Linked DNA regions of Mus musculus: region 2 is linked to region 1. The links are chromatin loops, found by intact Hi-C in ENCODE. Cell type or tissue: left cerebral cortex. All regions are shown on one strand. Each heading gives the region's core, and the rest is flanking DNA. Links, peaks and the distances in the headings are about the cores only. Region 1 has its middle 67 kb from the start of Gm34466. Region 2 holds the start of Mylip (myosin regulatory light chain interacting protein).

Region 1 (5,379 bases), core at 243-5,242:
CCTTGAGGAAGAATAGTCCTTAGTGAGGTATAGTGAGTCCTGAGCCATCAGGGACAAGTAGGACTAATAATAGCTACCATTATGACACGTTCCCCGTGCCAGGTTGTCTTGTGTGTGCTTTATCATTACTTCACATAATCTGTGCACATTAGGAAGGTGCAGCTGTCACCCCCAGTCTCCCATAAGAGAAGACATATGTCGAACCACACGATGAGGAACCAATGGGGTGGCGCCTCTTAATTTTGAAATATAGCATCACAATTTTAGAGTTAGAAGAGACTAAAGTCATTAGTGATGGTTTGGAATTATAACTCAACAGCACAACACTTACCTAACATGAACAGGGGCCTGGGTTCAAGCCTCAGAACTACAAAAAAAGAAGGGGAAAAAAAGATACATGAAGCCAAACTATATCCTCATGAGCAGAGACGGGAATGATAGTTATGAATTCAAAACCAGCCTAGGCTACATAGAAAAATCCTATCTTAATAATCAGTAACTAATATAAAATAAAACAGAGCAGGGATGTGGCTCAGTGGTAGAAAGCTTTTTCTGCATGGATGAGGCCCTGGGTTTGGGCTGCAACCCCTCCAAACACAATTCCTGTGATAGAAGATTTCAGTATTTAGGGTATGCTTAAGATTAATCGAGAAAATGTCTCCCAAAGTTGCCTACCGGACAGATCTGATGAGGCAGTTTCTCTTCTTAGACAAGAAGCCTGTGTCAACTTGACAAAAACCAAAAACCAAAAAATCCAACCCAAAACCAAAACCAAATAAACAAACAAACAAAAAACCAAAACCAAAACCAAAACCAAACAAAAACCTAGGGCGTGTTGACAAGGTAATACAACTTAGAATGACCAAGCATGTCAGTTACAAAGCTATGCAGGAGCCTGTCATTGTTCCTTCATTTAAGGGGCAACTATTCATTCAGTAAACTAGCATTTACTGAGCAATCACCATGTGGTTCATGCTGTAATCTGTACCTGGATCCTTCTTGAGGGGTGAAGGACTAGTAATAACCAGCTGTTGGGTTGTCCAAGATTTACCTACCAATTGGTCCTATGGCTGCGCTCTTCTCTCAATGCATTAAGCAGAGACATAATTCCTTTTTGCCAACACATGACAGTTCTGAAGGCTCATCCCAAGCTCAGAACTCCCTGAAGGATGGGCCTTGGCTTATAGCCTTTTCCCCATCCCTGTTCCCAGTATATTAAGTCATTCAACAAATATTTATTAGACATTTTTAATGTGCCAGAGTTTTCAGGCAAGAGCACATTGGATATATATAGTCAATATATTCTATATCACATCTATATATCAAGTTTATGATATAAAATATGTCCTCAAGGATGGAAAGCATCTAGCAAAATATCAATATTAATTCATCCCTTAGATGTCTTCCAAGGAAAAAAATGTAAAGACTCTCATTAAATTCTTATTTGATAGGAAGAAATGGTATTAAATTAAATTAGTTCCCTTAGAACTAATGGAAAAAGGAGTTGATAGATGCCATCCCTGGGATCTAATGGACTCATTTAGTTGATGTCCCAGATAACATTTGTGGTCTTCTATTTACGTAGCATAAGTCTCTTTGCTACATCCTATAAGAATGATCACATGGATATTTCTAGCACAAAGTCAGAGTCAGTTGAATGTTTATGTGAGCATACGAGGAGAGTGCTGGGTACTGTACCAATCTGTACCAGAATTAATAATGATACATACCTACATAAGATGTAAATGCCAACATAGTTTTAATTAGGTTATACATATTAATAATAAAAGTTAAATCCAAGTACAATGGCTCATTCAATCTTAGAATTCAGGAGGCCACGGTAGGAAGATTGCTAACTGAAGCCAGCCTGGGCTACAAGTGAACTCTTCTTCTAAGGCTATTTACTGTGATGGCTTTCACATTTACCCCTAACGTTTGTGATGTACAGGTAAACTTGAGGTCATTCGAGGCTTTAGTGTGAGTCTCTGTCTCAACATACAAATAAGGGACTCGAGGTGAGATGGATCCTCGGATGAAGATGCTGCTGAGGAGCCTAATGACCTGTCTTCGGTCCCTAGGGCCCAATGATGGCAGGAAAGAGTCAACTCTTGCAGGTTGTCGTGTAACCTCCAGTTGTACATGATGCACCTACACTCCTACACACACACACACACACACACACACACACACACACACACACACGGAGTAAGTAAAATGTAATGCAAATTTTAAACAGAAACAAAAAGCAAAATGAGTGAATGATAAACTATCTTTGAGCAAATTCTTTGCTGAAGGATAAATGTCTCGCAAACATCCATGATCTTTTTCTATCTGGAACCAGATACTAATACTTTAGGTTTTGTGGGCCACAACTGCATTGTCCTGTGAATGAATACATGCCACTAGTTTATACACACACACACACACACACACACACACACACACAATTTGACCTTGGGTTATAATTCGATGATCTCTGATTTAAATAACTATAGCAAATACAATTGCCTGTAGTGAAGCAGGTTGACTTGAGTCTGGTGAGTTGGGGGAGCTCCCAGCCTTCTTGACACTACCCCTGCATGTAGTGGCCCTGTAGAAGAACGTGAGGCATGTATAGCCTGATCTTTCTATTTAGAAAAAAAATAAAAAATAGCCAGAGACCTGGATTTTCACCTTCTGGTTTTTAAACTTGCACAGTTAATTCACATGGCAGCACCACACCTAGGGACTCCAGCAGAGCGACTTGGCAGATGGCATTCGGCCCTGCTGTGTAGCTTGTGTTACACAGCAAGTTTTTAAAATCAGCTCATCTGCTCAAGAGACAGATCAGAGATTTCTGTCACCAACCTAAGATAAGCAAATACCAAGCCACTTGGACGTGGGAGGCACAGCTCCGGGTGTTTTGTATGTGGGTATTCATGAATTATCCTCACAGTAACCTCTCAAGATGCTGCACTTGTTATTTGTCTCATTGCTGCAACGGAGCACCTGATAAATCAACTGAAGGAATAGTTTACTTTGGCTCCTGATCTCTGGCGGCCGCAGGTGTGGGAGTGGCTGGTCTCTTTGTGTCCACAGTCAGGAAGCAGATAGGGCAACGAAAGCTGCTGTGGCGTTGGCTTTTCCTCTTTCTCTTTTTTTCTTTTTCTTTTTTCTTTTTAAATTGGGTATACATTTGTTTACAATTTTTAATGTAAGGCAATTTATCTCTTTCTATTCAGTCTGGGACCCTGGCACATAGAATGGTGCCACCCATGTGATGGGTGAATCTTTCTCACTTCAAGCTTTCTGGAAACACCCACCCACCTGCCTACTCCCACACCCACCTACCTACTCCACCATACCACACACACCAGGTGATTCGTGATCCATTATCACACGGATAATGAAGGCGTTGACCATGATAGTAGCTGTGATTGCTGCTGTTTTACCAAATCACTCAGCACAGTGGGTGTATGGCAGAGCTGGGCCTCGAACCTAAGTTGTGATAGGTAGTGTCCCTACACTGTAAAAAGGCTGCCTTTCCCCATCAGCCTTCCTCTTTAACTCTGTACCTTAGTAATTGAGTACAGACCACAGACTCATTCTATTCCCGTCTCTATTGGATCTGGGCTGCAGGATCAAGGTCCCTTCCCATCTACTTGTCTATGGGCTCAGATCTGGACAAAAGTCATGCTTGCTTTATTACAAGCTGAGAGGTAAACTCCCTGGCAAATGTTGGGTCATAGGTCTCTCCCATTACATCTATATGTGTATTTATTATAATTAATTATTTTTGGTAAAGCCCACTGCTTTGGATTTTGGATTCGCTCTACATAACAATATATGGTTTAATTATCCATCTTGCTTCTCTTATTTGTCCTAATAGGCCGCAAGCACACGACTTTAGATACACATAGAATTTTTTCCCCTCTTAGAGTCATGACACCAATCACAAAAAAAAAAAAAAAAAAAAAAAAGGAAATCAAGCAGAAATTAGAATTGGTTTGGAAGGACGGCGAAGAATCCGACTCTAAGTTTGGTAAGGTACAGTTTTTCGAGAGAAGTGGAAATTTTTATTTTCTCTAGCCAACTTAAAAGAGATGACAAATGAGGCCAGGGTTTGTTTTTCTGAAGCGCAGCTCTGAGTTTTACTGTTGGTTTTGAAGATAACTCTGAAAAAGCAATTTCAGCTACAAAGGAAATGAAGGAGGCAAAACAAATTATGGCTTCTCTCTCTCTCTTTTTTTTTTAAAGATGCAAATACCTCAGGAACCCACGGAGCTGCCGGTCATGCTCAATTCAAGATGCAACACTTTATTCAGCATTATTCCCTTTCTGATGCTCAGGGAAGCTGGATCCTGCTAGTGAGGGAAAATGTGCAGTTTTGGTGCTCCGGGGTCATGTGAGGTGTGAGGAGAGGGTGGGTGTGGACTCAGGAGAGAAAGCTTTGCTTAGAATTGTTCCAGTTTCAAAGCTGTCATGGGAATGTCCTTAGTGTCAGACAAACCGGGCACTTAGTGACCCTAAGTTCTTTGGACCACTCCGAGAATCCCTTCTTCTTCCTGTTTCCACTTGCTTCATTAGGTTAAACCTTCTTCCTGTCTAGGACCGGCAGGTGTGGCTTCGGGGCTTTGGGTAGTCTCCTTAGGTGTCTTCTGCATTTCCTGAATGTTCATCGGAACCTAATTTCCTAGCATACCCTGCTTCTCAACCACATGTTTGGGGTAGCTCCTGGGAGGCTGAAGTTCACCAAATCCAGGGTCGGGAGTGGGGGTGAGGGTGGGGGCTGTTAGGATTGGAGAAGATGGACTATATGCTGAAGACAAAGCAAGACTGAAGAAAGACTGAGATAACAGATTGAGAAACGGAAGAGTCATTTCAAAGCCACTTCTCTGTCAGGCGAGTTCAGGCAAACGGAGCAGTAGAAAAGTAACAGGATTGGTTAACTATTAAGGTGACTGGCTGTGGGAGGGTTAATCAGAAGAAAAGTCCTTATCATATCAGTTAACACTGACCCATGCTACTGGGCCATTGTCTTTCTGTTTCTCAGCAGGTCGGTTGGAAGCTGAGTTCCTGCTTGCTGGGTGTCTTAGGGTTTCTATTGCTCTGACAAAACACCATGACCAAAAAGCAAGTTGGGGAGGAAAGGGATTATTTGTCTTACTCTTCCATAGTCACTCTTCATCACTGAAGGAAGTCAGGACAGCAACGCAAACAGGGCAGGAGCCTGGAGGCAGGAGCTCATACGGAGGCCACGGAGGGATGCTGCTTACTGGCTTGCTCCCCATGACTTGCTCAGTTTGCTTTCTTATAGAAGCTAGGACCAATACCCCAAGGATAGCGGCACTCACCAAGGGCTGGGCCCTTCCCCATCAATCACTAGTTTAAAAAATGCCT
Region 2 (5,379 bases), core at 235-5,234, 190 kb after region 1:
CCAGGCATGTGTGCATGTGTGCCACAACATTTGGCTAAGAGTTTCAATCACTCAGTTCATTCACTAATTAATTTTTATTTATTTAATTTTTTATTTAATTAATTTGAGGTCTAGTCTTTAGCTAAAGATATCCTCAAACTCCCTACTTAACCTACAATGACCTCAAGTTTCTGATGCTTCTACCTCTATCCTGCAAGTGCTGCTGGGATTGCTGGCCTGGTGTCACACCGCTGCCATTACACACAGTGGTGTCTCACCACTGCCATTACACACAGTGGTGGCACACTGCTGCCATTACACACAGTGGTGGCACACTGTTGCCATTACACACAGTGGTGGCACACTGTTGCCATTACAGACAGTGGTGGCACGCTGTTGCCATTACACACAGTGGTGGCACGCTGTTGCCATTACACACAGTGGTGGCACATTGTTGCCATTACACAGTGGTGGCACACTGTTGCCACCAGGGCCACTTGATGGTACTCGGGGCTAAGTCCATACTACGTGATCACTTTATCAACTGAGTTTCAATCCCAGCCCTTGATCTCTTTTGTTAAAACCACCTCTTTTCTTCAGTAGTAACTGGCGATGCCTTAGTTTAATTTTTACACTTTAGTGTTCATATATGTAACACGTATCGGTCAGAGGACAACCTGTGGTTGTTGCTCCATGGGTCTTGGGGTCAAATTCAGGTCATCAGGCTTGGTGGCAGGTACCTTAATCCACAGAGCCCCTTTGCTGGCTCTTTTCTGGAGATACTTGGTTTTAAAATGATTAGCTCTTTATTGAGGATCTCACAGAAGGAATTCAATGGATGTGGGTTAAAGAGATGCCTATGTCATTGTTAGCCATGCAACTGGTTTGTAAGTAACTGATGGTTGTTAAATTTTTCTTAATTAAAAATTTTAAACCTGACATTTCCTTCGCTTCTACAAATTATTTAGCTGCTCATATTAAAAATATAAATATAGAATCATTTCTATGAAAGAAAGCCATTTAAAAAAAATCCTTGCCAAACCCCAAAGTAAGATAGTTTTAAAGATAGTTAAATAGAAATGTTTCTGTTTTTGTTTCTTGTCTTGTCTTTGTTTATTCTGTTTGTTTATTTTTGTTCTTCTTCAGCTCCTTTCTACTCCCAGTATCTAGGAATTTCCCCAAATCTGTCCCCTAAGTTCCCCCTTGTTTAAGCTGGTTAAGTTTTGGCCTTTCAAAAATATTAAGCAATACAACCAATTTCCATGTTGCCTCCTCTCCTTATGGTGAAATTTCCAGCGATGGGCCACAGATTAGATAATCTAAATGTTATCTCCCAGGTACACGTGCCAGACCTGCTTCCGGGAAGGAAAGGAATGAGCAGTAGACCGGTGGATGAATGCAAGCTTACACTGGACTTGGAGCAGTTCGAGAACTGTACCATGTGTTCCTGAAACACAAAGCCAAAAGACTGAACAGTTCTCTCCGCGAGGGCTCTGCTAAGATCCCAGTCCTTCTCCGATGTTTTCCCCATCGTCAGAAATAAATATCACTGAGCCCAAGTACGAGGTGCACCACCAGGTTGAGCTATACAGCAAGACTTCGTCTTAAACGCACAGCAAACAAACGGCACAGAGATAGGGTCATTGGCAGGCAGGGATGGCTAGATTGCTTCCCAGCGGTGCTGGGGCGAGGGGGGGCGGCTTGCAGGAGGGGGTGTCCAAAAATAGCTAGTCTCCATTCTGCGAGGACACTGAGCTTCAGAGAGATGGAGTTTTCCAAAGATCCAAGGCTGAAACCCATATCTCCCGGCTTATCTTAGAAACCAAAAAAGACAGTATAGGCCAAGAGAAACAGGTGGTAAAAATATGAAGGTTGTACACCTTTAACCACTAATCTCTTGTATTGAGATTCCCATCCTGCTAGGTCCTGAGATGAGCCTGTTATCTTTAAGATGGGGTAACATCTGGGTGTCTGAAAGAAAGGGCAGGGAGTGTACCAGGTGTATAGTGAACGAATTGGATGAGAGATAGGCTGGGTGACATAACTTGGTAAGGTGTTTCAATGTAGCAGAACCCACACATAGAAACCCTTGGCACGAGTTAATATAAGAATGGTGCTTGGATCAAATTACCGGCTTATATTGGGTCAGCTGCAAAAACTTTTCTACTTAGATTCTTCTTTTGACAACCCACGGTGGCAAATGCCAGCGGAAAAGCCTCTTCTTTAGGCTCTCTGTCTTGCTTGCTTCTCTTTTGGCTTTCACAAACCACCTGGTTATTAGAGTAACCCCACGCAGGAGTCCTGAGAACCGTAGTAGCAACGTAGCATCACAGGAGCCTTTGATCACAGTTCTCTCAAACCCGGACAGAAAGGCGTCCCCTGGAGCTGCGGGCGACAGCGGGCTGGGAGGAGCGTCGCCCAGTGGCAGAGGCCGCGACCGTGCTGGGGATTGGGGAGAGGATGGGCTCCCACCTCCCGCAGCTCCACAGGCGGTGCCGGGAGGCGGGGCTTCAGCCCACCGAGACTGGGAATTGGTTGCCGGAGCTGGGGAGGAGGGGCAAGCACGCTGTGATTGGCGGAGTCCGGTGCCGGAGGGGCGGGGCCTCTATAAAAGACGCGTGCCTGTAGCGGCGCAGGCAGTAGGGCTGTCGGAGCGGCGCGGCCGTGTAGCTCCCGGGAACTGGCTGTCGTGGGGGTGGCGGGGACGCGAGTGGCGGCTGCGTGGGGTGCAGGGCGGGTGGCCGCACGGCTGCACCTTCCTCACGGAGCCCGGAGTCGACTTGGAGCAATTGCGGTGAGGCGACAGCTCCGGCGCACACCCGAGAAGAAGCGGCGGTGGCGGCGGCCCCAGCCATGCTGTGCTATGTGACGAGGCCGGACGCGGTGCTGATGGAGGTAGAGGTGGAGGCAAAAGCCAACGGCGAGGACTGTCTCAACCAGGTGAGGGCGGCGATCGGAAAGGGGATCCCTTCTTGTCCCCGGGAAGCCTCGGGGCTCGGGGATGCTCCCCGGGAGCCGGGCGACGTTGCAGCAGCGGCCCGTGGAGTGCTCCCGGGACGCCAGGCTCCAGCCTCCTCCTCCTCCCCGCGAGTGGAGAGTGCGGTGGGGGGGGGGCGGGGGGAGCATAGAGGACGCTTACGGTGGGGGATCCGGGGCCCGGAGACCAGAACACTGCTGGGAACCTCCACCCTGTCCGTTAGCCTGGCACTTTTCTCTAAAGAAGGTGGCCCGGCACACCTGCCGCAGGTGTGTGTGTGTGTGATGCCTCCCGTGGAGTCCTTGCAAAGCCCGGCAGCGCCACCCGCGTCCCGGGATGAGATGGTTGCAAGCGGTCGCTGGCCCCGGGGCTCCCTAGCTGATCAGGTGGGCCCGAATCTCAAGCCGCTTCTCAGAAGGACTGTTCACCTGACACTCTAGGCTTGCTAGGGATCCAGAGTATATTGAGTAATTTGCGGGGGACGGTTCTGCAGGCAGCCTCCTTCTTGAGGGGTCTTTACACGTGTGTTTTCTTAAGGGTGACTAAGGCTCCTAACGGGGTGTGCCTAATGGATATTGGCAGGCCCATTTGACCCCTTGAAATACTGTGTCTACGAGACCTGTGGACCTGAGCTGTTTGGAAAGGCGCTTGTAAAGCTTAGCTGACACTTGTAGCATGCTTCCTCAATGCGTTTGTGTTTTTGGAATCCAGATGGTTAAAACTGTCCAGATAATACGCTGCCAAATCAGCTGTGCAGATGGTGCTGCGGGGCGGAGGGGGGGGGTGGCGGGGGGAATTCCAGCGATTGGAATAAGAAATAAAACACCCTGTGTGTTCTTCTACCTCAGCCTTTTGGGAAGTCTGTTTTGGGGGGACCCCTTTCCCTGTGCCATTGGTCAGACCCTAGAAATAGTCAAGCAAGGCCAAGCCTCCACTGGAGGGCTGCGTTTTGGCTTTGCTGTTTCCTTAAAACCTTGTTTTTCCGGTCGGTCTACCAACTGGCATTGCAAGAAGGTAGAACTTTGGGAAAGCAGGGGCCAGTCCTCTCCTCGGATGGAGCCCTTAGGTTTGCACTGCTCACACCCCATACCTTTGGTTTTGTTTTTAGGTGTGCAGGCGTCTAGGGATCATCGAGGTTGATTATTTTGGGCTGCAGTTCACGGGGAGCAAAGGTGAGAGCTTATGGCTGAATCTGAGAAACCGGATCTCCCAGCAGATGGATGGGCTGGCACCTTACCGCCTTAAACTGAGGGTCAAGTTCTTTGTGGAGCCTCATCTCATCTTACAGGAGCAGACAAGGTAAAGCGAGGCCGAAACAAACCAATGTCAAGTACACCTCAGATTCCATTTAGTGGTAGCTATCGTGCCCTCCCGGAGATGTTCCCTGGCAAAATTGACTTGGTGCAAAGGAAGTTCAGGAAAAATTCAAGTTTTCCAAAGCACAGTTGGCCTGGGTGGGTTTTTCAACACTTGGTTTTTTGTTTTGTTTTGTTTTTGTTTTTCCTGTTCTGTATAATATTAGTGGGAGAGGCAGGGTTGACTTCTTACAAACAAAAAGAAAACCAACTTCCTGACAGCTTCATCTAACGCCCGCTAGTAACCCCGCCTCAGCAGTGTTACTACAGGTCACTGTAGACCGTTCTAGCGGAAAGCAGGAAACAGTTCCTCTTGGGTTACTTAAACTTGGTCAGTCCTCAGCCTAAGTGTCAGATTACAGTGTGTAGCAGGAGCGGCTCTGTCTGGCCTCCTACAGATTTTAAAACTTTTTTAAGTTTCACAAAATCTTAATAAAAGAACTCTTTGAGGGGCCACTGTAAAGTAAATTTCAGCCTACAGATTTATTAAAAATGATTGTTGGACATGTGTTGTTGTTTTTTTCCTCCTTGTTAAACTAAGGGCCACCAGCCATGGTAGACAACCGAAGCCTGTGGGTGTGGTCTCCTTTTCAAACGACCAAAATACACACACACATACCCGGTACGTTTCCCTCTGAGCTGACTATATAATACTTTTCTCAAAGATGAACCAAAATAGGAAGGTGATGTTTAATATTTATTACCAAAATGCAAGAGACTACAGTGGCGTGTGGAAAAAAGGAAAATGATTGCTTTGAAAGCCACAGCAAACTTTGGATCCCAGCACTGATGTTTTCCATACTCCTGTGGCTTGGCAATGGGCCACGCATGTGAAACACGTGATCCTGCAGATTTCGACTCCTAATGGGGAACAGGCTCTTCTGAGAGGGTTTAACTTACCACTTTTTTTTATTTACTAAACAAGCGATGGAAACATTAAAAACTACCATCCATTTGGATTTGGAATGTCCACTTTGCCTGCCTTGCTGTGGCCTTTTAAAGGTTGAGAGAGATTTTGTTTATGAAGGAACCTGGCATAAGAAATTTTTACTGTTTCTGAAAATACCT

Evidence for each region. A loop is a pair of places that touch in the nucleus more often than their neighbours do. Peaks named below come from ENCODE experiments on the same cell type or tissue, not always from the same donor. Only the 100,000 strongest peaks of a DNase experiment are listed, where the experiment ranks them.
Region 2: it touches region 1 in a loop (2.1-fold over the local background); 2 of 42 quality-filtered maps call a loop at or near these places.

The regions. Positions count from the first base shown.
Region 1 is chr13:45,197,882-45,203,260 of GRCm38, forward strand. No RefSeq gene overlaps it. Among named protein-coding and RNA genes, the nearest start is that of Gm34466, 67 kb to the right of the region's middle. In left cerebral cortex, for the core only: no CTCF peak of the experiment used is centred there; DNase peaks (open chromatin) are centred at 2,846 and 4,581.
Region 2 is chr13:45,387,125-45,392,503 of GRCm38, forward strand. It overlaps Mylip (myosin regulatory light chain interacting protein), which reads left to right and starts at 2,618. Exons shown (of 7, transcript NM_153789.3): 1 at 2,618-2,919; 2 at 4,065-4,255. The coding sequence starts at 2,833. In left cerebral cortex, for the core only: CTCF peaks have their summits at 2,407 and 3,285; DNase peaks (open chromatin) are centred at 2,526, 3,401, 3,642, 3,931 and 3 more places; H3K4me3 peaks cover 3,160 bases; H3K27ac peaks cover 2,049 bases.